2 separate regions of the Homo sapiens genome follow, and region 1 is linked to region 2. A link is a loop called in an ENCODE intact Hi-C map of the cell type or tissue named here. Cell type or tissue: heart right ventricle. All regions are shown on one strand. Links, peaks and the distances in the headings refer to the core of each region. The heading gives the core; the rest is flanking DNA. Region 1 holds the start of LINC01581 (long intergenic non-protein coding RNA 1581). Region 2 overlaps RGMA (repulsive guidance molecule BMP co-receptor a).

Region 1 (15,329 bases), core at 4,730-9,729, 1.1 Mb before region 2:
GTTTTCTTCTATGGTCTTTATAGTTTCATGTGTTACTTTTAGGTCTTTAATCCATCTTGAATTATTTTTTGTGTATGGTGAGAAGTACAAGTCCAGTTTCATTCTTCCATATGTGGCTATCCAATTATCCCAGCATCATTTATTGAATAAGGTGTCCTTTCTCCAGCATATATTTTTGTTTACTTTGTCCAAGACCAGTTGGTTGTACATATGTGGCTTTATTTCTGGTTCTCTAGTCTGTTCCACTGATACATGTTTCTGTTTTTATGCCAGTACTGTTTTGGCTACTATAGCCTTGTGGTATAATTTGAAGTCAGGTAATGTGATACCTTGAACTTTTTTTTCTTCCTTGAATTGCTTTGGCTGTTCAGGCTTTGTTTTGGTCTAATATGAATTTTAGAAATTTTTTCTAATTCTGTGAAAATTATGTTGGCAATTCAATAGAAATTATGTCAAATCTTTAGATTGCTTTGGGCAGTATGGTCATCTTAATGATATGGATTTTTCTAATTTATGAATATGTGATCTTTTTCCATTAGTTTGTGTCATCCACAACTTCTTTCATCAGTGTTTCGGAGTGCTCCTTGTAGAGATCTTTCGCATCCTTGGTTAATACATTCTATTTTTTATTGTAGCTATTATAAATGGGATTGCTTTGTTGAGTCAGTCCTCAACTAGATTGTTATTGGTGTATAAAAATGCTACTGATTCCTGTACATTGATTTTGTATATTGAAACTTTGCTGAATTCATTTATGAAATCTAAGTATTTTTTGGCAGAGTGTTTAGGGTTGTCTAGATATAAGATCATTAAGATGGAAATTTTGAAGATATCTAAAATGAATGAAAATGAGATCTTAACATACCCAGATCTGTGATATAGCAAAAGCAGTGTTAAAAGGTAAATTCATACCATTCAATACCTACATCATAAAAGTAGAAAGATCACAAATTTACGACTTAATGTTGAACCTCAAGAATCTAGAAAACAAGAACAAACCAAATCCAAAGTTAGCACAATAAAAGAAATGACAAAGATCAGATCAGAACTAAATGAAATAGAGATTTATAAAACAGTACAAAAGATCAATGAAACAAAAAGTTGAGGTCATTCGAAAAGATAAACAAAACTGATAAACCACTAGCCAGACTAACCAAGAAAAGAAAAGAGAAGATCCAATAAATACAATCAGAGATGAAAAAGGTAATATTACAACTCATACGACAGAAATACAAAAGATCATCAGAGACTATTATGAACAACTATGTGTTCACAAACTAGAAAACCTAGCAGAAATGGATACATTCCTGGAAACATACAACCTCCTGAGATTGAAGCAGAAAGAAATAAAACTCCTGCACAGACCAATACTGAGTAGCAAGATTGAATTAGTAATAAAAAAATCTCCCAACAAAATAAAAGCCCAGGACCAGATGGATTCACAGCTGAATTCTACAAAACAAACAGATAAGAGATAATACCAATCCTTTTGAAACTATTCAAAGAAATTGAAGAAGAGAGAATTCTCCCTATCTCATTCCACAAGACTAGTATCACCCTACACCAAACCCAGACAAGGACACCACATCCAAAAAACCACAGAACTACAGATCAATATCCCTGATGAACATAGACCCAAAATCCTCATCCAAATACTAGCAAATTAAATCCAACAGCATATCAAAAATATAATACACCGTGATCATGTGGGAATTATCCCAGGGATGTAAGGATTGTTCAACATATGAAAATTAATAAATGTGATCCATCACATAAACAGAATTAAGGACAAATACCGTATGATCATTTTGATATATGCAGAAACCACCATTCAATAAAATTTAGCATCCTTCACCATAAAAATCCTCAACAAGCTAGGTATAGAAGAAACATACTTCAATATAATAAAGGCAATATACAATAAATCCACAGCCAATATTATGCTTAATGGGGAAAAGTTGAAAGCATTTGAGAACTAGAACAAGATAAAGATGCTTATTTTTCACCATTCTTATTCAACATAGTACTAGAATCCTCACCAGAACAATCAGGCAAGAGAAGGAAATAAAAGGCATCCAAATTGGAAAAGAGGAAATCAAATTATCCATGTTCACTGATATGATCTTGTACAATTTAATTAATTTGGTTTTAATTGTAGATGAAATCTGAAGAATTGTAAAAACTGTTCAACAAACTTTTATTTAATGATTTAATAGATATTCTTGATCTGAATAAAAGAAGATAGTGATTATAAATTTTTATAAATGTTATATAGAAAATAACAGCAATGAGATACATTTAGAGGATAAGTTACATTCTTAAATGTTTTCATTCTTATCAGGACAGAATGAAATGCAATGAATTAGGTAATCATCACAAGTGCTTCCCCAAACCTGCAGAGTAAATGTAAGGAAAGCGGGATGAAGGAAATGGTAAAGATAATGGCAGAATTTTGAATTGTTAGATGGTTTAAGGGTGAAGCGCATAGGCTCTGAGGCGGGCTGCTTGCCTTGAAGCTCATCTGTATTGTCTGCTCTTGGGAAAATTACTTTTGCTACCTAATGGCTGCGTACCTCAGTTTCCTCATCTATAATATGGGGATGAAAATAGTACCTAGCACATAGAAATCTCTTGAGAATTATATGTTATTCTTTTTATTAGGTTAAGAGTTCTTTGAAAAAAATTATAAGAAGAGGATAAAAACACAAATATGTTTGTTGACAAACGAGAAAAAGTATAATAACATATGGAAAAGTTTCTTTTAATTAAAGGCATAATTTTTAAACAAAATTAATGTAACTTTATCAAGAAAACGATCCTACATAGAGCAATGAAAGTTGAAAAACAGTTGAAAATTTTGTCAAAATATTATCTGTAATAAAGTTTTCCATCTAACTGCTCCTCCCCATACTTCCCTGCTCTCGTATCTGCAAAATATTGCCTTGTTTGTACATTTCCTTCACATTTGCTGCCTCACTGCCCTCACAGACATTTTGGCAGTCAGGCAAGTAAGTATATTTCTCATTTTACTAAGAAGAAAGCAGAGGATCGAAAAATTAAATAATTTGTCAACTATCACACAGCTGAGAAATCTCTGAGCCTGGACTGTTTGAGATCTTAACATATTGCTTTCAGTAGAACAATACCAATTTAGACTTGAATTGTCATAAAAGGTTAAGTTTATGTTTTAAATGCTGTGTGTAAGGAAGGCAGCAAAATGCACATACCACCTTGGAAAAATCTTAGGTAAAAGTTTATAAGCATTTAACACGTGCAGTGTTAACTGAACTAATCTGGGACAATTCAGTTACTGGAAGCTATTCAAGTTTAACTTCATCCAATAATATTTTCAGGGAGAGGGGCTGAATGGTTAACTTAGATTTCTGACAGTTACAAATTATACTTAATTGACTTAAAACTCTGATTCACTAGGCCTATCACTTCATGTTTGTTGGATAAGGTAAATTAAATAATTCTCAGTTATTTTAGACCAGTAGAAAATGTTGTAGCTGTACTCTTAAGTTGTAGTGAGAAATCAACTCAGACCTGGTGTAAAATCTGGGTTAGGAAGATGTTCGTTATGTTTTACTCTTTTGATTTTTATGTAAGACCATTTTTGCCTTTAAAGTCTTATGTGTTTCTCATTCTCTACTTCTCAGTGTTCTGACTTGCCTAAATCAAGCAAAAGTTTCTGCATCTACAAAACCAAGCAAGCCCCAACCATGTTTACATTCTTTTCTGCATATTTCTTTGCCCAGCAGCACCTCAGCACCGAAGAGTGTTCAAGAGTAAACATCATTCTTTATATAGACTCCAAGAAGAGGTAACCCAAGCAAATATCATGTGACTAGAAGTCTTTGAAAGCTAATATTTAGTGACCTCTTGTGTTCTTCACTTTCAAAATATTTGTCTCTGGAAATAATGTGAGAACCAGTTTGTCAAGGGGAAGTCAAAGTGGACAAAACTCAATTCTCAAATATTTCCCTCTATGGGTACCTAAGTAGGGGCTGTGAGTTGAAGAGATCAAAGAGGCTACCTATAGCACCTGTGGTTCTTTTGCAAAGAACAAAGACTGTAATCCGAGATTCAAACTCTATACCTCAGTCACATTTGGTAGAGGAAGAAAACCTTAGGGTTTTAGTTTGGGGAATTTTAGAGGAGATAAAATTATGTGACATCAAGGCAAAAGTACACATTGCCAAATTTAATTAAAATTTTGGTATTTAAGTTCAATATTTTAAAAGTAAAAAGAAACCTTTTGATAATAATAAAAATAGATACTTGCTGTCAGACTTGTTTTTCAGACAGTGAAATGTTGACTGTTGACTGTTTAAACAAAGCACAAACATTACATTTACATCAAAATTTAAATAACTTTTTACAATGGATGATAGAATAAGTTTAATAGAACACATTCTTTAAAGCAAATTAAAGATTCATTAAAGGATTATTCAAATCTGCTTAGATGGTTGACAAATTCAAAATTACAACCAGATACAGACAGATGGTCAATTATTTGAATTGCAAACTGAATTCAAACCCATTTATATTATTATTCCCAACAATAAAGAACAAATGTTACTTACATTTTTGAGAGGAGAGTTAAAATTATCTTCCCAGACTTAATACAAGTTTAAAAATTAAAAATAAATCCAATCTAAATACATAGTTATTATTACCACTAGAAATATAAATCATTAACTAGTACTTTGTAACCCAATAATTCACAATAATTCATTCACTCAACTGATCTTTAATGAGCACCTACTATATGTCAGGTTCAGTGCAAGGGGCATGGGTAGAGTGTTGAACAAAGAAGATAAAGTCCATTTTCTCCTGGAGTTGGGAGTCTAGTTGGGGAGGAACAAATACGCAGAGAGCCACAAGACAGAGAGTTAAATGCTATGATGCGAGAAGGACTGAGTTTACCGAGGGGTACCCAACCCATCCTGTAGAGTCAGAGAAGTGGCAGACTAGTGAACTGTTTGGGTCTATGGGTTGTCAGGAGGTAACCAAGTGAAGGGAAAATGTTTCCATGCCTTATGTACTTTGCAAGGGCTAAAACCAGCCTCACCATTAAGTGAGCTCTGTGAATTAGTAAAAAGGCCTTCTCTTAGTGAGGAGCTTGGTGCTGATGCACTATGGCTCTGCTTTTGACCAAGAGGCTTATTTAGATTTAAGCAAGAAGAGAGGGTGCAAAGAGAGATGTAGTTGGGTCCCCAAATGCCTGGAGTTAGAGGGATCTGTATCCTCAAAGGCTCCTCTCCAGGCATGGAAAGTAGGCTGTATTCCAGATGTTCATGTTCAAAGGGGCTTGGAGAATTCTGTCTGATTTGTAATGAGATGATGGTAACAAAGAAGCACATTTATCTTGGCTTCAGTGAAACTCAACAAAAAGAGTCTATTGAACAGGTGCAGCCAGCAACTGGGAGACGTGAAGCATTGATTGTAGGGAGAAGGTAGAAAGCTCTAGACTGTATAGAAAGGAGATTATCAAGAGCTGTACAAATACCCTTGTAACAATAACCTTACAAGGGTTCAGTGGATTCCTCTGTCTAGCCCAGAAAAAGTCAGCAACCAAGGATCATTTAAGAGCCCTTGGGAATCCTTAGTGGGCCTGGGGAAGGAAGAGAAGATGGGACAAATCAGAGGGAAGCTGCTCAACTTTGTTCTGTTTTAGTTGTGTTTTTGCTTACGCTTCACTGAGCAAAAGCTGATTTGGCTTTAAAAATTTTTGAAAGCCTCAGATGCAGTTGTCCAGACATATCTCTTAGCTTGGTTATGTAGTAGCTGTGAATCGTTGGGGAATGTAACCTCTCTGTGCTTAGTGTTCTCTTGTGAGAATTTAGATAATAATGCCTACCTTAATGGGATTGTTGTGAGCATTATATGCACAAAGCCATGTAAATTGTTTCACAAAGGCCAGGAACGCTACCAGGTGTGGTTGTGTAGATTGGGCACCGTAAAACTCTGTGAGTAGTCTGTCTGAAGGTGCCTTGCTGAATTCTGAAGTTCAAAATCTGCGTATCTGTATATGTTGGCTCTGGCAGGCATGTAGGAAGAAGGTGATATCTGGTACCCATTGTGAGGATGACAGGCAGAAACCTGTTATAAGAGTAGAGTAAACATAGAGAAAAGATAGAAGACAGCTATAATTGGATGGTAGGTAGTAAAATGATGGCCGGGGCACAACCCATCCACACCAATACTGAGCTAGGCAAAAAATTAACCCAGGCCTCATGGGTTGGTGTATCTGAGCCCAGCTCGAGAATGATATAGGACAGAGCTGTTCTGGCAATGTTATATACTCAGAGGCCTCAGTGCTTGCTTCTAGGTAAACTTCTGCTAATCTTCCCTTGGGGAAAGGTGTGACACCTTTTTTGCTCTTGTTTTTTTGCTCTTGTTGCACAGGCTGGAGTGCAGTGGTGCAATTTCATCTCACTGCAACTTCTCCTGCCTCAGTCTCCCAGGTTCAAGCAATTCTTCTGCCTCAGTCTCCAGATTAGCTGGGATTACAGGTGCCTGCCACCACATCCAGTTAATTTTTGTATTTTTAGTAGAGATGAGGTTTCACCATGTTGGCCAGGCTGGTCTTGAACTCCTGACCTCAGGTGATCCACCTGCCTCGGCCTCCCAATGCGCTGGGATTAGAGGCGTGATCCACTGCGCCCTGCCAATATGAATGATTTTCATGGAGCTTTGAAACCCTAATAGACAAGGGTTCTATGGAATTGAAAGCTGGAACAGTGGCATTTTTGACGTTGTCGGGGAAACCCAGACATGAAAGGTGACCCTTCTGAATCCAGTGTCAGCAGACTAGCATGGCTGTCCAGATCACAGGTATCAGAAAGCCACTACCATCATGAGCACTTTGTGGTTTACACTGGCAGGTTACCAAGGCCACTGGTAGCAGATGCATTAGGTCTTTGCCTAATGACCTGGCTTCTTTTGCAGGAATCAGCAAACTTTCTCTTGCAAAGTTTCTATTTCAACAAATTATTTCACTCCCAGAACAAGTTCACAATGAGAGTGAGGGGAAAAGATTAAAAGTAAGGAAATTTTCAACAGAGATTACACTCACAGTCTATTTTCCATGTATTTGGATTAAAGAAAATGCATTTACAATTAATCTGAGATGGTAGAAGAAATAAGATATATGTGTTGCTTCAATCACAGCTCAGTTTTCCTCCCAATATTACCTTCCACTTTACTGGGCTTTCCCACAAAAAATTAGAAATGAAACATCACTCTTGTGGAGGTACTGATACTTTGAATTGGTGTGTGCCTGTGTTTAAAATGCCAACCAGCAGTGATCATTTGAAGGTAAGCGTGACCTGAGATTGTAAGACCTTGAAGAGCAGAATCTTCACAAGGTTGGTCTTTAAAAAAAGAAATAATCATTTTGTTTTTGTTGCCACGAAATGACCTTGAATTTGATCCAGTTTAATACCTTTAAAGATATGAAAATATAAGATCCAGGAATGGGAAGTAATTTCTGTAAAGTTTGGACATAAGACCTGCTGGAAGACAATCTTGCATGGGTATTTTGCATTTTTGCACATCTTGTGAGAAGAAACATTGAGTGTCTTCATTTTGTACTATCATTGAAAGGATGTTTGTTCAGCCTTAGAAGAAAGAGATAGTAACTTTTTGCAAGCAAAGGACACACATGCTTACGCCTCATTATAAAAAATTTAGATATCTTCAGCTCAGGGTTTCTTTCCTGTGATAAGGGCACCTTATGTGCATGAAGCTATCTGGTCTTGTTTGCACTGCCCCATGGGACTTGGTGGACAAGGGAAACTGATGCAAATAATGCTGCTGATGATGATGCTTGCTGTGCTGTGAGTTAAATAGTCTTTTGTCTCTGACCCAGGAGTCTTGTGTTTTCTACCAACATCCATGAAACTGTGCAGGCTAATTTGTTAGCTTTCAAGTAGGATAAAATCTCAGACCCTTCACAATTATTGATCGGAGTAAAGGCCTAGAGCAGGAATTCTTATTCATGACTGGCGCTGTGGTGTTCGCTATTTGATATGAGGTTTGCAAATTGGTGTTTTTACTGAAGAATCTTTTCTACGAGTGAAACATGCCCACCCCCAAAATACACAGGAACGTTCAAACCTCAAACAGGACATAGATTATGTGATTCTATGGAGAAATTAAGATATTTTCAAACTCATCCTAGTGTCTTAGGTTGCAAACCAAGAAAGAAATGGAAATCCTGGTAATGTTTCTAGGATTTCCTCATCAGAACTGAAGTCAGGAGCCTGTGCCTCTTCATCTTCCTTCATACCAACAGCACTGGTATACTTTATTTCTATGGAGAGAGTCTATGGTTTATTTCTCTTTTCCCCATCCCACCACCAAGAACTCATTCTCATGTATATTCAATTCAAATTCTTTTAAGGTCACTTTTGCTAATAAGAACATATTTATCGCCTCCATTGTTCCACCTAGCAGTGTTCATTCTGGGTTTTTCTTCATTTTCATTGTTGACCCAGTGCTGCTGCCACCACCATTGCTGCCCTGAGTAAGAAATCTCCTCCTCCTGATTGCTATTCTCCTGAGCACACCTGTCATAAATCCTGTGGACTTCATTTGCCTTTGATCCTCTCTGACTTCCTGCTTGGTATTCAGAGCAGCAGAAAGGATGCCTTTCTATTTCATCACCTTCATCCTGTCTGCTCAAATAGGAACGCACCCTTTTATCAACATGCCTCACAGCTTGCCCCGACTCTGTCACTTCAGGGAAGAGATCTGACTGGTGACAGAATAAGGAAATCAGAGCTGCTGGGCTGAGAAAAACAAGAGCTCTTGAGGTGACTGTAAGGATCTTCTAGGAATAATGAGGGAAGATTGGATTGTGCACAGGCTACTCTAGTCCTTGGCATTCAAGAAACATCTTAGTCAGGGAACATGCACCCGCCCAGGCTAATAAACACTTAAGTGTCGGTTTCAAGGACAGACAATAATTCAGGCTCTTGTACCCAAAAGCAAAATCATACTGATGATCATTAGTTTTGGAATTTCTTCCTCTCTTTCAAATCCATTTTTGAACAAGTGCACACTTTTAACTTTTCTGTATGCCCTGGCTCTCTTAAGAGCCATGAACATTTAATAAACAGAGAGAAAACTCAGGATTGCAGATGATGTTAGGGCATGGTCACAGACACCTCAAAATAGATTTTTACATGAGCCAGGAATATTCCATGGGAAACAAAGGCAGCTACTTTTTTATGTCTGGTAGTAATTTTATTCATTTTACATGTAACTTTTCTTTCCAAAAAAATATATCACTCTCCTTGCCAAAAAGAATGGATAATCCTTTTGGAGAGAAAAGTTACAAGCAAAATGTGATTTTACATGTGTACATTAAATATATATATTTATATATATATTTATATATATTAATATATATTTATATATATTTTTTATATATTTATTTATATATATTTATATATATTTTATATTTATATTTATTTATATATATTTACATATATTTATATATATTTATTTATATATATATATACACACACACACACACATACACACACACCTTACTGTTATCTCCTTTTGCAAAAAGGAAGTTCAGTAGATGTTGCTATCCTGGACAACACCACAAGGTGCAGTTAAGAGTTTTCCAGGGTATCCCTGACCAAGTATATTGAGGGACATTTTGCTTGCTCCTTAAGGGAACCCCCACTTTCTTTTTTATTCAATAGATAGAATGTTTCTGGGAAAGCATGGCAATAGAATCCCCCAAGGATTGCACACAGAAACACCCCTGAAGACACAGGCCTCCTAGAACTGCAGATTATCCTGTTGAGACCAGATCCTCTGAGATTCTCACTACAACTCAACTGCCTGAGCTGCCCATAACTTGTAGGTAGCCAACCCTGCTCCACAGGGCCACAGTTCTATGCTACATCCTTTCTGCTTCCAGTTATAACACCATCACACACATCAGGATCATCCTGCAATATGTACATTGATGCTTACCTAGAAGGTCCAGCCCTTCCTCTTCCCCCGTGCCTTCCTCCCAGCAAAAGAAGTATGTAAGAATTTTGAGTTTTTGTATTATTCCTTTCTCATGCTGCTATAAAGACATATCTGAGACTGGGTAATTTATAAAGGAAAGAAAGGTTTAATGGACTCAGTTCCACATGGTTCGGGAGGCCTCACAATCATGGTGGAAGGTGAAGGAGGAGCAAAGGCAGGTCTTACATGGTGGCAGGCAAGAGAGCGTGTGCAGGGGAGCTCCCTTTTATAAAACCATCAGATCTCATGAGACTTATTCACTATCATGAGAACCCCACAGGAAAGACCACCCTCATGATTCAATTACCTCCCACTGGGTTCCTCCAACAACACATGGGGATTATGGGAGCTACAATTCAAGATGAGATTTGGGTGGGGATACAGCCAAACCATATTAGGGATGCTCCCATTATCTGTCTTCCTATCCTCCATCTTCAACACACACAGACACACACACGTGCATGCACACACACACACACACACACAGTGTGCTATTGAATTCCAGGCATTCAGAGGACAAGGCTGAGGTTATTCAGGACCCTGGTGCATAGACTGTGCTTGTGATTTATGGCTTCTCTTCCTCACACTTCCTGGTTAAAACCTCTTATACACCATCTTACGGAATCTTCTGTTTGGAAAGAAATGCAAACAGTTATGATTTATTTTATTTATTCCACTCTTTCCAGATGAGGAATGGTTTAAGCTGCATCTCATGTGATCTCAGGGGACACAGCATCATCTCTAGAAGTTCATTTAAAGAAAGGGGATTATGTTGGAATTACCTACTTTGTTAGAGCCCTTGAGCTGGAATCCTATCATGTCACAAACAATGCTGAAGGAATGTGCAAACTTCAAGAAATTAATCCCTAAGAGATGGTCTGCATTTCATCCAGATAACCTCAAAATTTATACCTAAGGCACCCAGGAACATGGGGCAGTATCAGTTTTTGTTTTTTTTTAATAAAGAAATTCTCCCTTGGCTTAACCCAGTCTCTTCCACCACCAAACACCATTTCTCCTGTTCTAGACATCCTGGCAATAGAGAATGACAGGTCTGCCTTCTCTTCTTAGAAGTCATTGAGCTTGTGAAGCAGGGCCTTTTCTCTCTTTGTGCAATTCCAATTCTTCCCTTGATTACCATACCATGGGCATGAGCTCCATGCCCAGTATTTGGCGTCTGGATCCATTTCCTAGAGATTGACAGTGTCTCTAGTGTCAGGGAGAGGAGTTCATCACAAAGAAACTCTGCTGGAGACTTTAGATTTGATTCACAGGCAAAAGAAAGAAAAAAAGAAGAAAGAAAGAAAGAGAGAAAGAAAGAAAGAAAGAGAAAAAAGAAGGAAGGAAGGAAGGAAGGAAAGAAAGAAAGAAAGAAAGAAAGAAAGAAAGAAAGAAAGAAAGAAAGAAAGAAAGAAAGAAAGGAGGGAAGGAGGGAAGGAAGGAAGGAAGGGAGGGAGGGAGGGAGGGAGGGAGGGAGTGGGAATTTCAACAGCAACTCTTAGAACCATTCCAAAAAAAAGCCTCCTCAGATAAATTATGCACAGTTAGTCCCCTAAGTGTACACACAAGGCATCTCTGTGAACTGTGCCTTTTCAGCTTCCGTCCTACTTGCATGCATGCCTGCTAATGGAAATCAATATTGCAATTAAATTGAGGAAGGGCACCTTCCCTCTAATCCTGTCAGCAATCATAGAACTTTGTTTATTCACTAGTTTTTCTTCTTGATTCCTCTTTTGTATTCATGTATAATGATGATTAAAGGGGTTTCTGCCTGCCCCACTGATGGTCATGCTTTACACTAGACTACCTTTCTTTCTTCTTATAGTTTATCCTTTAAGATCCTATTCACTCATTATCCTTTGCCTCATGTTATTCGCCCAGCAGACAATATTTTGCTTGAACACTTCTATTGATAGAAGATTCCCTGGTTCCTTATGGTGTGTTTTCACTATATTCTTAGAAAGATTCCTATATGTTCAGCCATATTTAGACTTCCCTATATTTTATGCATATCGATTCTGATTCTACTCTTCTTGTTTCATAGGTTTATTTGTTCTGGAACCAATAGCACAGCTTTGTGTTGATTATGGTTTTATTTCCTTCATTAGATTCGGCTACTTTTGCACCTCAGAAGATTATAACCAAGAGTCAAATGAATTGGCTCTTTGGTTTCTCCCTAATCCATGTCATTGGCAAGTTTGCTCATCGTAAAGTCAACTTATTTATTTCATCATGAATAAAAATGCTGATCAAAGCCAGTCTGAAAGCCGAATTGGGGGTAGGTTTGGAGTTGTTCAGCATTGATGGAATCCAGTGAGAATGAATGTTCATTACACAGAGACACCTATAATGAGAGTTAAAGAAATATGCTAATCATAGTGGTGTGACAGCATCTAAGGGAATGAGACTTCTGAGTGAGTGACCCTGGAATAATGGAAGGAAGCCTCTTTTACATGATTTCATAAATAGTTAAGTGGAAATTATCCAAATCGGCAGCACACCAGTTAGATTCTGGGAGGCATTTGTTTGATGATTCTTAAAGCCATATTAACATAACTGAAACCTAGCACTTCCCAGAGTGTACTTAATGGATTTCAATACAAATTCTTTGCAAAAAAACAAAAACAAAAAAATCAGCCAAAATTTTGGAAAGGGCTGGCTTAGGCAAAGTTAAGCAGGTTTCTTTCATTTTTAGACTTCTTAAAGTTTAAATAGAGAGTTTTGACAAGTAAGTTTCTTTTTTTTTTTTTTTTTTTTTTTTTTTTTTTTTTTTTTTTTGAGACGGAGTCTCGCTCTGTCGCCCAGGCCGGACTGCGGACTGCAGTGGCGCAATCTCGGCTCACTGCAAGCTCCGCTTCCCGGGTTCACGCCATTCTCCTGCCTCAGCCTCCCGAGTAGCTGGGACTACAGGCGCCCGCCACCGCGCCCGGCTAATTTTTTGTATTTTTAGTAGAGACGGGGTTTCACCTTGTTAGCCAGGATGGTCTCGATCTCCTGACCTCGTGATCCACCCGCCTCGGCCTCCCAAAGTGCTGGGATTACAGGCGTGAGCCACCGCGCCCGGCCGACAAGTAAGTTTCTTAATGGTGTATAATTTGTGTAACATTTCTTAAATTTATTTGCTGAAAGGACTTATTTTTTTCTTGGAATGATTTGAAGGGTTATTGTTCTCTTGGGAAATTCTACACTAATCAGGGTGGGACTAGGGTGAGGCAAGTGAGGCGCTAGCACCTGCACAACGTGAGAGCAAGCACCTCCTTAAATTGCACACCCTGGGTGCTTCATGGCTTGTACTAGTCCCAAACCTGGCTCTAAACCATGGGCAGTGGCACAGGCTAGCCAGGGAGAGACTTCTGAGTTTACGCGTGAAGCTATACCACAACATGTCTGCCGCAACCAGCCAGCTACCCAAACATTTCCTGAACAAATGAATTCCAACTAAAATGAAGAGGTATTGTCCCTGACTACTGGGATCAGTAAACAAACGATATCATGGAACAGTGCACTGTGAAACAGTTACCAGTCCCAGGGAAAGACTCCAAATACATGGAGAATAGCGAAGATCATCAACACTATGCCAACCACCAGGAATAAACATCCAAACACTTCTGTCCATTGCATTTTGGTACTGACGTTGCCAAGGAAAACAAAGCAGTCAAGCACCAGATGGGACAACGCTTTACTTACACAGAGAAGAGACAGAGCCAGATCAGCTTCAATGGCATGTCAGTCCTCCGTGGCCAGAGGGTTCCCACCCCACAACCCCTGGCATCCAAGTAGGGCAATTTACCTAAACACACTCCTCTCCCATCACAACAGAAGGACTCTGACCCCTACCCCAAGGAATATGAAATACAGAAAACTGGAGACATGCCTGAGGGTCATTGACATACATACTTAAGCAGAACTAAGGGATACTCATTGAGCCTGAAACAGGGAAAAATAGTCCCACACTTGGTAAGGAAGTGTTCCAGGCTCATGGCCCATTCTTATGTGGCCAAGGAGGGTCAGAAGACTGTACACGAGACTGCTTTTCTCAGCAGATATCAACATAGTTATTCTGTGACTGAGCCCTTTTAATTCACCCTGTGGTGTGTGCATGAGTACGTGTACACACACACCATCTAGAATATGAAACTGCAGGCTTTCCTTGGTCCAGCACAGTCATGTGTGACTCTTCCTGGCTAAATGCTGATGAACCTAAAGGGAGCATGGCTCGTTCCCCACAGTGCCCCTGTTACATGCCAGGACTTGAGGAATGATTAGAGTCCTGAGTTCAAGCTGAGAGGTAGTTGCCCTCCTCTATAGAATACGCCCTTGGCTTCTACTTCCCCATGGATGGAAGGTAAATCCTCAACAGGGTGCCACTTGAGGATCAGGAGATCTTGTATCTGGGAGCGGCTCCACTCCACAGTTCCCCACCACTCCTACCCCTATGTGGCCTATCCATTCTTTTTCTTTTATTATCTCAAAGTTTCTGTGAGTCAGGGGTTTGGACTTGACTTGGCTATATTTTCTGCTTCAGAAATTCATAAAGTTGCCATCAATGTATTGGCTAGGGCTGAAGTCTCACCTCAAGGCTCAGCTGGTGAAAGATGCACTTCTAAGTTGACATGGTTGTTACCAGAATTCAGTTCCTTGTAGGTTACAAGACTGATGGCCTCAGTTTGTTGCTAACTATAAGCTAGAAGCCTTCCTCAGTTCCTTGCCACACAGGCCTCTGTACAGGGCAGCGTACAATATAGAAACTTATTCCATCAAAACCAGAAAGGGAGAGAGTTTCCTAGAAATATAGACATTAAAATGTTATGTAACATAATCCAGGAAGTGACATTCTGTCATTTTTGCAATACTCTATTTGTTAGAAGCAATTCACGAGTCGTGCCCATACTCAAGGGAGGGAATCACATAAGAATGTGAATACTGGAAGTTAGGGAGAATTGGGGCCATCTTGGGGAATGTTTTCAAAGTCCAGGGAGCTTACAAATATGCCTTGGTTTATATGTTCTGCATTTGCAAGGTCTTATTTTAAGCCAGTGGTGGGTAGCTCACTAGAGCCTTCTGTGGTTTCTCCTAAGCAGGGACACACAGCTTTGTGCATGTGTATAGGCTTCCAGATGACCAGGTGTAAGTGGGATCTCAACAGGGTTCCTTTTGTCCGTCTCATTTAGCTAAATCTTCCTGTTACATTTCTGGCTGCTTTGCTGTTCTGTGAAATCTCCCAACTAGGACGGACCTGAGGCTGATGTTATCCTTCCCTGTTTATGTTACGTTTGCCACTCGTAGCT
Region 2 (15,329 bases), core at 256-5,255:
GTGCCAGCCTCTGAGCTAGTTGTTGCCCTCCCTCCCAGAAGCTCCCAGGCTAGTGAAGAGCAAAGACCAGCAAAGGGGAGCTGGCGATGGAGGCTGGGGCAGCAGGATGTTGAAGGCCATTGGGAGCCTTGGCTCTGTCCAGAGAACTGGGGAGCCCATCCACCAAGCTCGCCCCTGAAGCACAGCGCAAGTTTCCGGATGGAGGAACAGAGGAGTCGACATCCAAAGCAGGCGGAGTGGGAGAGCAGCCTGGTGTCTGCAGGGAGCAGGGAAAGGCAAGGGACTTTCATCTCCAAGATGATGAGGCCTCTGGGTTTCTGTGACCACCTCGACTACCACCAACAGAGCCCTCTGGGCCTGCCAGACTCTACCACCCACTGGAACCCACTCCCCTTTCCCCTCTCAGGCAGCCAGAGACTCCATCTGTCCCTGCACACCTGCCCTTGAGGGCCTCTCCTCAGGCTTCCCAGAGTGTGTCCAGCCCCTGCCTGGCCTGACCCTGACCTTGCAGCTATGAGATTTGCCTTCCTGTGCAGAAGCTCCGTGTGCAAGCTGTGTGTGCATGAAGCTGCCCCCAAACACCCGGGCATCACTAGGGGCCTTTATTTGTTTCTCATGATACTGGCAGTATCAGCCAATCAGCCAATCCCTCTGTTCTTGTGGACGATCAAGATCTAGTGTTTTCTACGTGGACATTTTAGCCAGTGTCTTACCCCCGTGGGACAGCCTTCTGTGCCCAGCCTCCTGCTCCATCACCCTCTTCCCATCTGTGCTGCTGATACCCATTTTACAGACAAAGAAACTGAGACTCAGGAGAGGACAGGAACTCAAGTCCTGCGCCTTCCCCTTCCTTTCCCCGCTGGTTAGTTTTCCCCATAGCACTTGCCAGCCTGTCCCTCTGCATGATTCATTTGCTTAGTCTGCGACCCCCTGAAGCATAGGGATCTTCTCCCTCGTGTACCCCGAGCCCCCAGCACCAGGCCTGGCATGGAGGTGGTGCTCCGTAGATAGTAGCTGATGCAGCCTGGGCTCTGCCTCGTGCCCGGTGCAGTGGAAAGGGCCAGGACCCCTTCAGAAGGGGGAGCAGCAGAGACAGGAGCGGCAGCCCGCCCGTGGCTGTGTTGGCAGCGAGCCGCCAGCTTTCGACAGGCCCCCTTCATGCTGTTACTTGCGGTTGAGTCCCTGGCACCGGTGCCAAGAAGAGTCAAGCAGCCTGTCAGCCTTCCAGGAGGCTGTCTCTGCGAGAGATGGTGGTTAGAGCGAAACCAGCCTTTCCTGTTCCAGGGAGACTGATGGCACTTGGAAAGCAGGACGCCGCCCCCCCCCACCCCCAGTGTCTGTGTGGCCCTGCACACCAGGCAGGGACACCAGAGTCCCCCATCCTCCCCCCATGGCAGGACCACCCACGGCCCAGACCACCCTGGCTGGCCCACCTCCGGCACCCCCAGGCGGCCTCCCCACCGAGGTGGGCTGGCCAGTGGGTGGAAAGAAGGAAGAAGTAGGAGGCTGAACCGTATGAAGTTGCCGTTTCCATAGGTCAGGAATGGTAGAGTAGCAGCAATCTCATCAGGTTCGAGGCTTAGGGCTCCATGCTGGATGGAGAGGCTGCAGCCGCAGCCACCTTTGACATCCCACGGCAAATGGGAAGTGTGCCGTGTCCTGCGGCCAGGCTGGGACCCCTGTAGGAAGGGATGCGAGGAAATCGAGTCCGGTCCTCAAGGAACTGTGCGCTTGGGGTCCTCCTGGTGCTGCTGCATGGACTCCCGCAGAGCCCCGACCCTCCGCAGCCTCCATCAGGCACAGAAAGCACAGCGCCGGGTGCCCAAGATGAACGGGCTCATGAGAAGACCGCCATTTCTTGTAAAGTCCTCCAGCAGCCTGCCCCTCGTTCAGCTCCTCCCAGCCTTGCCTGACTAACACATTTTCCTTCTTCAGAAGCCTTGGCCTAGGGTCTCCCTCTGTTCTTCCGGGGGTTCCACACCCCTCAGGCTACCAGTTCTCCCCACCTCATCATCCCGAAATCTTATGCCAATATGGGGAACCCACAAAGCCACAGCAACACGGCCAGGGGCACCTCTAGTGGCTCTGAATACCCCACTGGCTTGTATTACCTAGAAGGTTCTGGAACCCCTTTCCAGGCCTCAGGCCTCTTAGCACCTGGTCCTGAGGCCATGACCCTGGGCCAGCCCGCCCCAAACAGGCCACTCTGCTGCACCCCTGGCCTCCGGGCCCCAGAGAACAGGATGGCCTCATGCTGCATTCCTGGCCAGACCCCACCTTCCACCTTCCTGCGACTCTCCTGCCTGAGCTGAGGTCCTTCTGTGGTTTCCCTGCCTGCCCTTCCCCATCAGAGCAGCTTGTTATTTCCTGTTGCTTTCTAGCACCTCGCACTGTGCCCTCGCCACACATCTGCTGTTAGGCCAGAAACTCCCTTGGCACGCGGCGGCATTGCCCTCTACCCAGAGAGCCGGCAGGCAGTCCTCATGCCTCCCCCAAGTGCCCAGGCAGAGAACGGCTGTGCATGTCATCAGCAGCTCCCCCTTGCTCAGACCCCTTCAGCCTGCAGACCCTCTGAGGCCAGGTTGGGGTGGGATCCCCTGGGAGCTCTGTCAGCCAGCCAGCTAGCTGGCCACACCCTCTCCTGGGTGGGGAGGGATGAGCCCTGACCTACAGAGGGGTGAGGGGTTGGGGCTTAGTGGTGGGGGTAGTTGCCGGGCCTGGGAGAGGGTAGTGCAGCAGATAAAGGTGGGATTTTAGCAGGAGGTCCCAAAAGGCCTGGGTGCCACCTTGTCCCCTTTGCCCCACCTCCCTTCGTGGCTTCAGGCTGGGAGTCCAGGTTCCAGCTGCCCTTGGTCCAGGGGGACCAAGGCACCCAGAGCTCCCATGGCAAAACAGCTGACACCTGGGAAAGGAGTGGAAGAAGGGGTGGTTTTTTCTCTCCCAGTTTCTCTGTTTCCAACCCAGAAACCTGCTTAGGGTTAGGGAGGAAAGAACAGCCAGACGCCACCCAGGACGCGGACGGCAGAGGAAACTCACCTGCTCCCCTGGCCACCGGCCCTCCTCCTCTCAGGCCTCCCACCCTATGGGCTTGTGGCCAAGAGAGCCCAGAGTCTGGAAACGCAGAGTCTAATCCCAGCTCTGCCTCTTGCTGGCTGTGTGACCTTAGGCAAGTTACTGCCTCTCTCTGAGCCTACATTTTCTCATCCGGAAAATTGAGAGTAATGTCACCGACCCTTGCAGTGTCACACGAGACTGGAAGTAATACATGCAGTGCTTAGCATGCTGTATGCAGCCAATGCCTCTGTGTCTGGCTCTCAGGAGAACAGTGCCACCCAGCCAGCTGCTGCTCCAGCAGCTCAGTCCAGCCCCTCACCCCTGGCCACAGGCTCCAGCAGAAAGGAGCCTCCCTGCTCCAGCCCCGGCCAAGGCTGCCCGTTCAGCCTGGAACCTCCATCTCCCTTTTACCGACCAGCACCTTGCTCCTTTCCTGTTCCCCTCCTCCATGACCCAGCTTGGGGACCCCTTTCAGCAGCCTTGGGACAGTGGCTTCTGCTTGCCTCTGCCTGCTTGCATGGATTTTGCCCTATTCATTCTTTCTTTGAGCATCATTTCCCTCCATTCCACCTGCTGTAATGTTCAGACATTTGCTTGGGTCCTTTGTCAGGAATTGTGCTCCAGTACCACTGTCATTATGCAAGATGATGTTTGCAAACCATATTCATTTCCTATCGCCACTGTAGCAAATTAGCATAAACTGAGTGGTTCAAACCAACAGAAATGTTTTATAATTGTGGAGGCCGGAAGTTGGGAATATGTCTCGTGGGGATAAAATCAAGGTATCAGCAGGGCTGGTCCTGGAGACTCCAGGGGAGAATCCATTCATTGCCATTTCCAGCTTTTGGTGGTTGCCAGCATCCCTTGGTTTGTGGCCACATCATTCGAATCTCTGCCTTGTTGAGCACATCACCTTCTCCTCTGTCCTAGTTAGTCAAATCTCCCTCTGCCTCCTTCTTATAAAGATACTTGTGATTCCATCTAGGGCCCACCCAGGTAATCCAGAATAATCTCTTCATCTCAGTGTTCTTAACCTAATCATATCTGCAGGGTCCCTTTTGCCATCTAAGGGAACATTCCCAAGTTACAGGGATTAGGGCATGTTCTTCTTGGGAGCCATTATTCAGCCTACCACACTGGGCTTTTGACCTTTTATTTTTAATTATCTATGCTTTTATTTTTCTGGTTCACTTCCCTATATAGTAAAAGAGCTAGTTTTCTACTTAGGGTAGTGGTCTAACATTTTTCTAAGTCACTTTTTAAAGTAAAAAGGGCAAGTTGTTTTCATTGAAAGAATGTGAAGTGCACAGCTGCGCAGGTGGAACTGATCTGTCCAACCTGGAGAAGGGAGTGTCTGGGGCATCCCTGGGGATCCTTCCTGCCCTCCTCTCAGTCTAGAGCATCTTAAGTGTGGGGCTGTGCCTCCTCCCACTGTGCCTCACCCACTCTCCTCTGCCCCTTTCCCCGGCAGCTCACCATCATCTTCAAGAACTTCCAGGAGTGTGTGGACCAGAAGGTGTACCAGGCTGAGATGGACGAGCTCCCGGCCGCCTTCGTGGATGGCTCTAAGAACGGTGGGGACAAGCACGGGGCCAACAGCCTGAAGATCACTGAGAAGGTGTCAGGCCAGCACGTGGAGATCCAGGCCAAGTACATCGGCACCACCATCGTGGTGCGCCAGGTGGGCCGCTACCTGACCTTTGCCGTCCGCATGCCAGAGGAAGTGGTCAATGCTGTGGAGGACTGGGACAGCCAGGGTCTCTACCTCTGCCTGCGGGGCTGCCCCCTCAACCAGCAGATCGACTTCCAGGCCTTCCACACCAATGCTGAGGGCACCGGTGCCCGCAGGCTGGCAGCCGCCAGCCCTGCACCCACAGCCCCCGAGACCTTCCCATACGAGACAGCCGTGGCCAAGTGCAAGGAGAAGCTGCCGGTGGAGGACCTGTACTACCAGGCCTGCGTCTTCGACCTCCTCACCACGGGCGACGTGAACTTCACACTGGCCGCCTACTACGCGTTGGAGGATGTCAAGATGCTCCACTCCAACAAAGACAAACTGCACCTGTATGAGAGGACTCGGGACCTGCCAGGCAGGGCGGCTGCGGGGCTGCCCCTGGCCCCCCGGCCCCTCCTGGGCGCCCTCGTCCCGCTCCTGGCCCTGCTCCCTGTGTTCTGCTAGACGCGTAGATGTGGAGGGAGGCGCGGGCTCCGTCCTCTCGGCTTCCCCATGTGTGGGCTGGGACCGCCCACGGGGTGCAGATCTCCTGGCGTGTCCACCATGGCCCCGCAGAACGCCAGGGACCGCCTGCTGCCAAGGGCTCAGGCACGGACCCCTCCCCTTCTAGTGCACGTGACAAGGTTGTGGTGACTGGTGCCATGATGTTTGACAGTAGAGCTGTGTGAGAGGGAGAGCAGCTCCCCTCGCCCCGCCCCTGCAGTGTGAATGTGTGAAACATCCCCTCAGGCTGAAGCCCCCCACCCCCACCAGAGACACACTGGGAACCGTCAGAGTCAGCTCCTTCCCCCTCGCAATGCACTGAAAGGCCCGGCCGACTGCTGCTCGCCGATCCGTGGGGCCCCCTGTGCCCGCCACACGCACGCACACACTCTTACACGAGAGCACACTCGATCCCCCTAGGCCAGCGGGGACACCCCAGCCACACAGGGAGGCATCCTTGGGGCTTGGCCCCAGGCAGGGCAACCCCGGGGCGCTGCTTGGCACCTTAGCAGACTGCTGGAACCTTTTGGCCAGTAGGTCGTGCCCGCCTGGTGCCTTCTGGCCTGTGGCCTCCCTGCCCATGTTCACCTGGCTGCTGTGGGTACCAGTGCAGGTCCCGGTTTTCAGGCACCTGCTCAGCTGCCCGTCTCTGGCCTGGGCCCCTGCCCCTTCCACCCTGTGCTTAGAAAGTCGAAGTGCTTGGTTCTAAATGTCTAAACAGAGAAGAGATCCTTGACTTCTGTTCCTCTCTCTCCTGCAGATGCAAGAGCTCCTGGGCAGGGGTGCCTGGGCCCCAGGGTGTGGCAGGAGACCCAGTGGATGGGGCCAGCTGGCCTGCCCTGATCCTCTGCTTCCTCCTCACAACCCCAAGAGCCCCCAGCCCGGTCCATCCACGTCTGGAGTCTGGGGAGAGGAGCAGGGTCTTAGGACTCTCAGCTCTGAGCATCCCTGGCAGGGTCTTCAACCTCTAATCTCTTCCCTTAAGCCCTGTGGCCACACAGCCAGGAGAGACTTGCCGCTGGCTCCCGCCTCATTTCAGCCCAGGGTGCTCATCCAGGGGCCCAGAACAGTCCCACCTGTGCTGCTGTGCCCACAGCACAAAGCCAGGCTTCACTCCCAAAAGTGCAGCCAGGCCCTGGAGGGTGATCCTGCCAGCAGCCCTACAGCTCCACACCCTACCCACCCATCGGCAGCCCCTCTGCTGTTCCCCAGGGACCTCTCATACACTGGCCAGGAGGCTGCAGAACGTGTGTCTCCCCCTCCCTCCAAGAGGTCCTGCTCCCTCTGCCAGAACCGTGTGTGGGCGGGTGGGAGGGCGCTCGGGGCCCGGCCCCTCCCTCTCCCTGCTGGTTTTAGTTGGTCCCTATGTTGGAAGTAAAAAGTGAAGCACTTTATTTTGGTTGTGTTTGCTCACGTTCTGCTTGGAAGTGGGGACCCCTCACTGCGTCCACGTGTCTGCGACCTGTGTGGAGTGTCACCGCGTGTACATACTGTAAATTATTTATTAATGGCTAAATGCAAGTAAAGTTTGGTTTTTTTGTTATTTTCTTTTAGACGTGTTGGAGTTTGTTTTCTGAACAGACTTTGGCTCCCTTGAGGCGGGTGGAGGATGGACTTTGGTGGTGGGATCCCCTGCAGCAAGTGTGTGTGTGTGCGCGCATGTGTGTGTGCGCGCATGTGTGTATGCATGCCTGTGTGTGTGCGTGCCTGTGTGCGTGCATGTACGCATGTGTGCGCATGCCTGTGTGTGCGCCCATGCCTATGTGTGTGCATGTAGGCATGTGTGTGCGCATGTGTATGTGCGTGAGAATGGTGTGAAGGCGGATAGAAGATGCAGCAGTTTAACAGCCACCACACATTGCTTTTGTAAAGTCACTTTTCCTCCTCACGATGAGCTGTCTTTGGAGCTTGGCAGGCCCAGATCCTCTTGTTCTAGTGACAGTGGAACACAGTCAGGGAGACAGGTGACTATGTGGTGGAGAGACATATGGTGCCCTCTGGGATGAGATGGGTGGGATAGCCTGAGATCTGGGATGACTCCCTCTCAGCCACTGCTATCAGCCTGGAGCCCCAGCTGTTGGGACTGCCTGCCACCCTCCCTGCCAGTGCCCATCTTCTCATAGCCCGGGCGGAGCAGTGGTGCTGCAGGAGGCTGCTGTCCACGTCACTGTGGGACCAGGTTTATTGGCAGCTGTGATCACATTTCATCTGTACAAACTACCCAGTGAATCAGGAAGAAATTCAGGCCCATTTTGCCGATGAAACAGACTCTGAGATTAACTGACTTGCCTAGGGCTCCTTAGCAACGGGAAGGACAACCTGTGCACCTAGGTTAGTATTGTCCTGAAGCCCCTTCTCTTCAAACTAAATGCCATGAGGCAGAATAGCAGCACAGTTAAGCCAGCCTACATCCTGGCTTCTCCACCTCCCCAGCAGTGTGACCATGGGCAAGTCACTTCACCTCTCTGAGCCTGCATGCTGTTCTCTGGAAGATGGGGGGGTGCCTGTCCCATACAGTTGTTTGGAGAGTCAGGAGTTCATTCCTGTAAATTGCTTAGGAGAGGGCGGGGCACACATGGCTTGTCTGGTCGTGGGGAGGGAGGGGGTGGTATTATCCCAAAGCAAGATAAATCAGTTAAGGGGAGAAGGAAAGGGGCGATACAGACCCTGGACTCTTGGGAGAGGTGAACCTGCAGGCTAGCAAGGGGAGGAGTCCCAAGAGTGGCCAAGTTCATTAATCCCAGGCAGACCAGGAAGGCTGAAGAAAAAGGAGAACTTTATTTTATTTTTGAAATGGAGTCTGGCGTCTTGCTCTGTCGCCAGGCTGGAGTGCAGTGGCACCATCCCAGCTCACTGCAGCCCCTGCCTCCCAGGTTCAAGCAATTCTCCTGCCTCAGCCTCCCAAGTAGCTGGGACTACAGGCACACACCACCACGCCTGGCTAATTTTTTGTATTTTAGTAGAGATGGTGTTTCACCATGTTGACCAGTATGGTCTTGATCTCCTGACCTCGTGATCCGCCTGCCTTGGCCTCCCAAAGTGTTGGGATTACAGGCGTGAGCCACCACCGTGCCCGGCCAAAAAAGGAGAACGTTCTAAAGCCCTGTTCTTGCAGGGCTCCCAGAGAGAACACGGGAGTTGGGTTTGGGAGGCAGGAACCAGACTGGAAAGGACAAAACGTACCCAGCATCTTCCCTGGCGGCCGGAACCGTCACTACAGGCCCCGTGCCCTTAGCAGTCCCAGGGACAGAGCGACTCAGGGAGGCAGCAAGGAGGAGCGGAGCCATTGGTGCTCGTCCGGCACAGAGAACAGTTCCTGAGAAGCCAGGGCACACAGAAGAAAAAGAAAAAAGAAATCTCTACTAGACGAAAATGCTAAATGGCACTAGCCACAAAGTATTCTTGGTTTGGAATTTTTTTTCCAGGACCCTAAATGTAACCGGCTGGAATTCTTTCCCAAGTGCCATGCTACTTACTACTGGTTGCCCTCACGAGCATGGAAATGCCGTCGTGAATATGGAACACAGCATCCTGAGCTAAAAGATTCCCAAGAAGCAGCTTCATCTTGCAGGACGGGCTAGGTTGGGAGCCTCTGGAGGTTCCTGGCTGCCAGCTCCGCGGAGGCCTGCGGCCTGGAGGTAAATGCATTAGCACACGGAGGTGGGCGCCTCTCCCCGCCCCATCCTGTCTCACTGATGTGTTGCCGAGAACTGGAGTTCTTGTTTAGCTAACCAGAATGTGCAAGGCTATAGGACAGGAGAGAAATGGCCTTTAAAACAAATGAATGAGAGTCACGATGAAGGGGGCAGACGGGGGGGTGAAAATCATTACCAGAACACTTGGGCAGAGACCCGTCAGAGCCAGGCAGGAGACAGTCATCAGAGCTGTGCCAGCAAGTGGCATGGAGCAGGGGTGGCACTTGGGCTCGGGCTGCAGGCAAACTTGGCGTCAAAACTGGCTCAACCCGTCGCGAGCTGTGTGGTCTCCTTGGGATTTTTTGAGCCTTAGATTCCTTATTTGTAAAATGGATTTGTGAGTCTCCACCTCCCGAGGTCAGTATGGAAATCCAGTGAGCTAACACTCGTCAATGGCCTCGCACATGGCCCTGGCACCACGCATGGAGGCCGCCAAAAGTGGCCGCCTCCTCTCTGCAATTGCATTTATTTATCCATTTGATAACTCTATTGGGTGTCTACCCAGCATTGTTCAGGGGGGTGTGAGGGGCTACCGCAATGACCCAGACAGACTGCTGTGCATTCTTATTGGAAAGACAAGGCAATAAACCACAGTTACAAAACCCAGGGTCCCATGGTAACGAGCTCCACAGAGAAAAGGGAAGTGGGCCAGAGGTTCCGAGAGACACACATTTTGGATTGCAGGAGGGTGAGAAGGGGCATTCATCTGTGGTGGGGTTAAGGGGAGGCCTCCGACTAGCTCACCTGCATGAATTTCAGGAACAAGCCATGCAGAGCCGGACAGAGCATTCTGTGCAGAGAAAACAGTGTAACAGCCCTAGAGCAGCAGCAGCAAAGGGGGAGTTTAAGGGATGGTGGGAAGCCACTGTCACTGGACAGTAGCAAGTGGACAGACCAGGGGTCCCAGGTGAGGCCACAGAGCAGCCAAAGTACTGCAGGGCTCTCCGGCTCCGGGAGGACTTGATGTTTGACTCCAGTTGCCAGAGGAAGCCGTTCACGGGCTTTGAGTGTAGGAATGATGTGTCCGACTTGGGTCTTTTTATTGTTCTTTTTTAGAGACAGGGTCTCACTCTGTCACCCAGGCTGGAGTGCAGCGGCACAATCACAGCTCACTGCAGCCTCCACTTCCTGGGCTCAAGCAATCCTCCCACTTCAGCCACTCAAGTAGCTGGGATTACAGGTGCCTGCCGTCACACCCGGCTAATTGTTAAATTTTTTTGGAGAGACAGGATCTTGCTGTTTTCCCAGGCTGATCTTGAACTCCTGGGCTCAAGCGAGACGTCTGTTTCAGCCTCCCAAAGTGCTGGGATAACAGGTGTGAGCCACTGGGCCTGCCTTGGCTTGGGTATTAAAGGAATTGTTCTAGTTACTATATGGAGGTGACTTGGGGCCGCTGGGGAAGAAAGAGGAAGTCAGGAGCCAGTCTGAGGCAGTGGCAATGCAGCGATTATCAGAAATAATGGGCTCAATGATAGACTGGATAAAGAAAATGTGGCACATATACGCCATGGAGTACTATGCAGCCATAAAAAGGGATGAGTTCATGTCCTTTGCAGGGACATGGATGAAGCTGGAAACCATCATTCTCAGCAAACTAACACAAGAACAGAAAACCAAACACCGCATGTTCTCACTCGTAAGTGGGAGTTGAACAATGAGAACACATGGACACAGGGAAGGGAACATCACACACTGGGGCCTGTCAGTGGGTGGGGGGCTGGGGGAGGGAGAGCATCAGGAGAAATACCCAATGTAGATGATGACGGGTTCATAGGTGCAGCAAACCACCATGGCACGTGTATACCTATGTAACAAACTTGTGCGTTCTGCACGTGTACCCCATAACTGAAAGTATAATCATAATTTTAAGAAAAGAAATGATGGCCTTTGGGGTCTAATAAGAAGGTGGGGCTGACAGGGCTTGGGGAGAGAGCGAGCTTGACAGGAGACCACGATGTCTTCCCCAGGGGTCTGAGCACCTGGGGAAATGGTGGTGCCATTTACCATGACTGGAAAGATCATGGGAGGAGCAGGTTTGGGACACTGAAGGCCCGAGAGCCCCTGGCAAACCACCAGTGTAAGTCCAAGAGTCCAAAAGCTGAAGAACTTGGAGTCCAATGTTTGAGGGTAAAAAACAGCCAGCATGAGAAAAAGATGAAGGCCAGAAGACTCGTCCAGTCTAGCCCTTCCACATTCCTCTGCCCGCTTTTATCCTAGCCTCGCTGGCAGGTGATTAGATGGTGCCCACCCAGGTTAAGCGTGGGTCTCTGTCTCCCAGTTCACTGACTCAAATGTTAATTTCCTTTGGCGACAGCCTCACAGACACACCCAGGAACGATACTTTGCATCCTCCAATCCAATCAAGTTGGCACTCAATATTAAACAGTTTCGGCCGGGAGCGGTGGCTCACGCCTGTAATCCCAGCACTTTGGGAGGCCAAAGCGGGCAGATCACTAAGTCAGGAGATCGAGACCATCCTGGCTAACACGGTGAAACCCCATCTCTACTAAAAATACAAAAAATTAGCCAGGCGTGGTGGTGGGCGCCTGTAGTCCCAGCTACTCGGGAGGCTGAGGCAAGAGAGTGGCGTGAACCCGGGAGGCAGAACTTGCAGCAAGCAGAGATCGCACCACTGCACTCCAGCCTCCAGCCTGGGCGACAGAGCAAGACACCGTCTCAAAAAAAAAAAAAAAACAACTAACAGTTTCGTTCATTAAGGCAATGTCCATGGGGCAGCTCCTGCATGCCACGCCACCCCTGCCCTGACATACTCCCAGGCTGACCAGCCAGAACTGGGGAGAGGGCATCTTGAAGAAACAGTCCACCCTCCGCCCTCGCATACCTGTGTCTCCCAGCAGACAAGACACACAAGGGCAGGGACTGCACTTTCCTGTGTGCAAATCTCAGGTATGGTCCAGAAATCACATCTCTTTGGTCTGATTGGCCTTACTTACCAAACCCTTGAAACAATGGAAAGAAGCTTGCTGCAATGGGAAGACCCCTGCCCCCCAAACCCTCTAACCAGGAGTCTACAGACCTCATTCCGTGGAAGTTCCCATTGTCCCCTGGGAAACCACCACCTTCTGAATCGGCACAGCCAAGGCCCCCAACCCTGCTATCAACAGCTTTCCTTAGCCACCTTCCCCATCCTGCAGGGCTTTTCAACATTTCGACTTTTTAATCCTTCCCTCCCTAAGATATAGACATGGTGTTAGTAGCAGAACCCTGAAGGCAAAGGAACAGAAACTAACACTCTCAGAAAGTCCTAGCAGGATGGTCTGAATTAATAGACAGCTGCAGGCAGCCAGTGTGCAAGGCACGCTCGTAATGTCAGTGGCGTTCCGGAATGAGGGCTGTGATCCCAGGCAGCCCAGATCCCAAGGCGAAAACATTCATGTCGCCCAGCATCACCCTGTCCTTGCCCAGGGTGACCCTGAGACGGCACTTGGATTCTTCCACATCTGAACTCAAACCTGCTCCCTCAGCTCTCCCCAGCAGGAATTGGAGCCCTCTCCAGGCCGTTCAGCCAAAGCAGAATGTGTCTGGCCAAGCAGATCTGCCCAGAGAAGAACAAAGACGTGTTCAGACACTGTCTGGGGAATTGGTTTTGAGCTCACTCTGAGCTCCATCTGTGCAACAAGGCCAGCGTCAGCTGTTACAGAGAAGGGGCTTGTGGCAGTTTATTACCCTGGTGAGCTGGCTCGGGGCCATGCTGACCGCAGGACTGTAAAGGACATAAGGCAGTTGGCAATATGGGAAGCAGCAGTCCCCAAAGCACCCCGTCAAGGAAACGATGCAAGAGCTCTGTCCACTGGACCAGCCCCACCCTACCCCGCCACGCCCTGGCCTAGGGGGAGGGACCTTGTGTTTCACGGGCCTGGATGGCCAGGGATGGACAGTGGCATGGGCACAGACACACCCAGACCGAAGGAAGGGCCCGGGCTCCAGAACCAGACCCGATCCAGGCTCCCAGCTCTGTCACCTACTGGCTGCATGAAAAGGGTGGGTTTTCCTTGTTTTGCAGCCTCAGCTATCTCAGCTGTGAGGGAACAATGACGCCACCTCCCTCACGTGGCGGTCCTGAAGATGAAATGTAATGCATGCAGCGCGGCGGCCGGCCCACCGTGTGCTCTTAGTAACTGGCCGCTGTTCTCTTCAGCCCTCCCGTTACTGACCACCTCGAGGGCACCGTTCCTCCAAGCTGACCATTTCCTGCCAGTCACCCACTGCCCAGCTCGCCCAGCCATGGAGTGGGCTCTGGTCCACGTGCATGGTGAGCTGCCATCTTTGTCGTCCTCTGGACACCACGTCTACCTCCTTGGGAAATAGAAACGAGTCCTGCATTGCTTTGTCAAATTTCACAAAAACCCTAGAAAGCAGATATTGCCCTGGTTTACAGACGGACAGACAGAAGCAAAGAGAAGCCAACTGACCCACTCCAGGTTACAAGCAGGGTCTGGTAGGAGAGCACGCGTCCACCCCACCGCTCACTGCGCCCACCTACTCCTCGCTTGAGGGCAGAGAACGAGCTGGGGCGGGGCGCTCCAGGGGGCACAGGCAGCCTGTGTTCAAGGCATGCTCGTGAGCCCCACAGCAGGGGCGGAGTCAAACCAGGGCTCTGGTTCTGGGGTGAGCAGAGGGTGGGGCCAGGCCCCCACTGGGAGGCTGACTGAGGAGGGGCTCAAAGGGCAGGCAGGCTCCATCAGAGCGGTTTGATGAGCAGGGCCGCTGAGTGGCCCTCAGGTCAAGGCTGGGGCCGGGACCACCAGGGACCAGGTCTGCGGGGCCAGGGGTCCCTCCCCAGGGTGGAGCAGGAAAACTCCGGCAACCGCCTTCTTGAGTGGACTTGACCTTCCCTTTCTCTGCTAATGATCTCAGATTAATCCCTTAAGGCAAGTGCCCCAGGGTGGGTGTTGGTTGCATAAAACAAGAGGAGTCCTTCTTCCCTTCCTTCCTGGCACAAACATTTGTAGGCCACCCCCGATGTGGCTGGTCGTAGTCTGGATTTGGGGGCACATTCAGGCATTCAACAAATACGTCATGAGGCCCCGTGATGAGCTGGGGGGCTATGCTTGATGTCGGCAGTACAGCTGTGGTCGCTCGAATGAATGTGCCCGCCCTCACGGGACTGACCTCTAGTGGTGAGAGACAGACACTAACCGAGTCACATGTGTGATTACACGTGTAATCATACTTACATATGTAACAACACGAGTTACACGTGCAGTGTGGGGAGGGGGCCCTTCACGGTGACCAGCCCATCAGGGAAGGGGATGCGGGTGGCAGAAGGAAGCGGCACACCCTTGTCCTCACGGAGCTCACAGGAGGTTCTCTGACCCTCATCTTAAGCCACAGGCTGTGTCTGAGCCTCACTGCCCTAGCTATCAACTGGGTGCAGGACTAGGCCTTAATCACTGGGCAGCGGGAAGAACTACATAAGCTCATACTGGCGCAAAGCCCCTTGGGAGACCGCAGGGAAAGCCATTGCATGAGGTGGTGACAGGCTCGGCCTTCAGAGTCGGGCTAGAATCTGAGTTCTGACAATGATCCCCGCCTTGACCCATCTCTCCTCAGGCCGCCCTGAGCCTTCCAGTTAGGCCTGGGCTTTGGGCTTCCGTGTTTGTCTCTGGATTGTTCGGTTTTAGCAAGAGTCCTGCTAAATTGGTCTTGCTGGAATCCTCCGCCCTCCACATCTGATTGCCCTTCCTGTCTGATCGTGGTCTTCATGCCCCACGGCCTCCAGGGGACGTCTGATCACCTGGCCTGCCTTCAGCAAGAATCCCCCCAGGTGTTTCCTCTTAAGAGGTTTTCCATCCACTGAGCCCACCCTGCTCCTTGGCCATCAATTCCCACTTGCCTGTACTGTATTCAGAGGGGACCCCAATCTCTCTTCCCAGCTGCAGCGGTCCCTGTCCAACACTGCCCCCCACCTCAAATAAAGTCTTTCTTACTGTCTTTAACATATGCCGTCAATAAAGTTTTAGCAGATCCAATTCCCTGCTCTGTGATCTTAGGCAAGTTACCTAACGTGTCTGGGCCTCAGGATCCTCAGCTGAAAAATGAGATAAATGCCACTCCATAGGATTGTCGGGAGACTAAATGAAAAAAAAAAATAATGCAACAAAGCAACAGGCCCAGAGCCTGGTGCCCAGTAAGCCTCGGTAGAAGGTGGCTTCTTTGCACAGGCCCATCTCATAGGCAGCCTTGTTTACCCACAGGTCTAGGTCATCAACAGCTGGGTTCCCAAACACCTATAATGTACAGACTGTCTAGGGGCCAATACTCCTCCAGGCCTTCCAGGGCTGCTTCGAGTCAATTTTATTATTCATAAGGCTAGGTATAAACTCTTTGTAATTATTTCT

Evidence for each region. Peaks named below come from ENCODE experiments on the same cell type or tissue, not always from the same donor. Only the 100,000 strongest peaks of a DNase experiment are listed, where the experiment ranks them.
Region 1: a loop joins it to region 2, with 5 times the contacts of the local background. A loop is called at or near these places in 19 of 110 quality-filtered maps.

The regions. Positions count from the first base shown.
Region 1 is chr15:94,099,390-94,114,718 of GRCh38, reverse strand. It overlaps LINC01581 (long intergenic non-protein coding RNA 1581), which reads left to right and starts at 6,781. Exons shown (of 9, transcript NR_120320.1): 1 at 6,781-6,840. LOC105369203 (a long non-coding RNA gene) reads left to right here and starts at 15,283. Exons shown (of 4, transcript XR_002957694.2): 1 at 15,283-15,329. In heart right ventricle, for the core only: no CTCF peak of the experiment used is centred there; no DNase peak of the experiment used is centred there; H3K27me3 peaks cover 765 bases.
Region 2 is chr15:93,034,902-93,050,230 of GRCh38, reverse strand. RGMA (repulsive guidance molecule BMP co-receptor a) reads left to right here. Exons shown (of 4, transcript NM_020211.3): 4 at 4,526-14,960. The coding sequence ends at 5,233. Among named protein-coding and RNA genes, the nearest start is that of RGMA, 47 kb to the left of the region's middle. RefSeq lists enhancers at 9,555-9,724, 13,901-14,040. In heart right ventricle, for the core only: no CTCF peak of the experiment used is centred there; no DNase peak of the experiment used is centred there.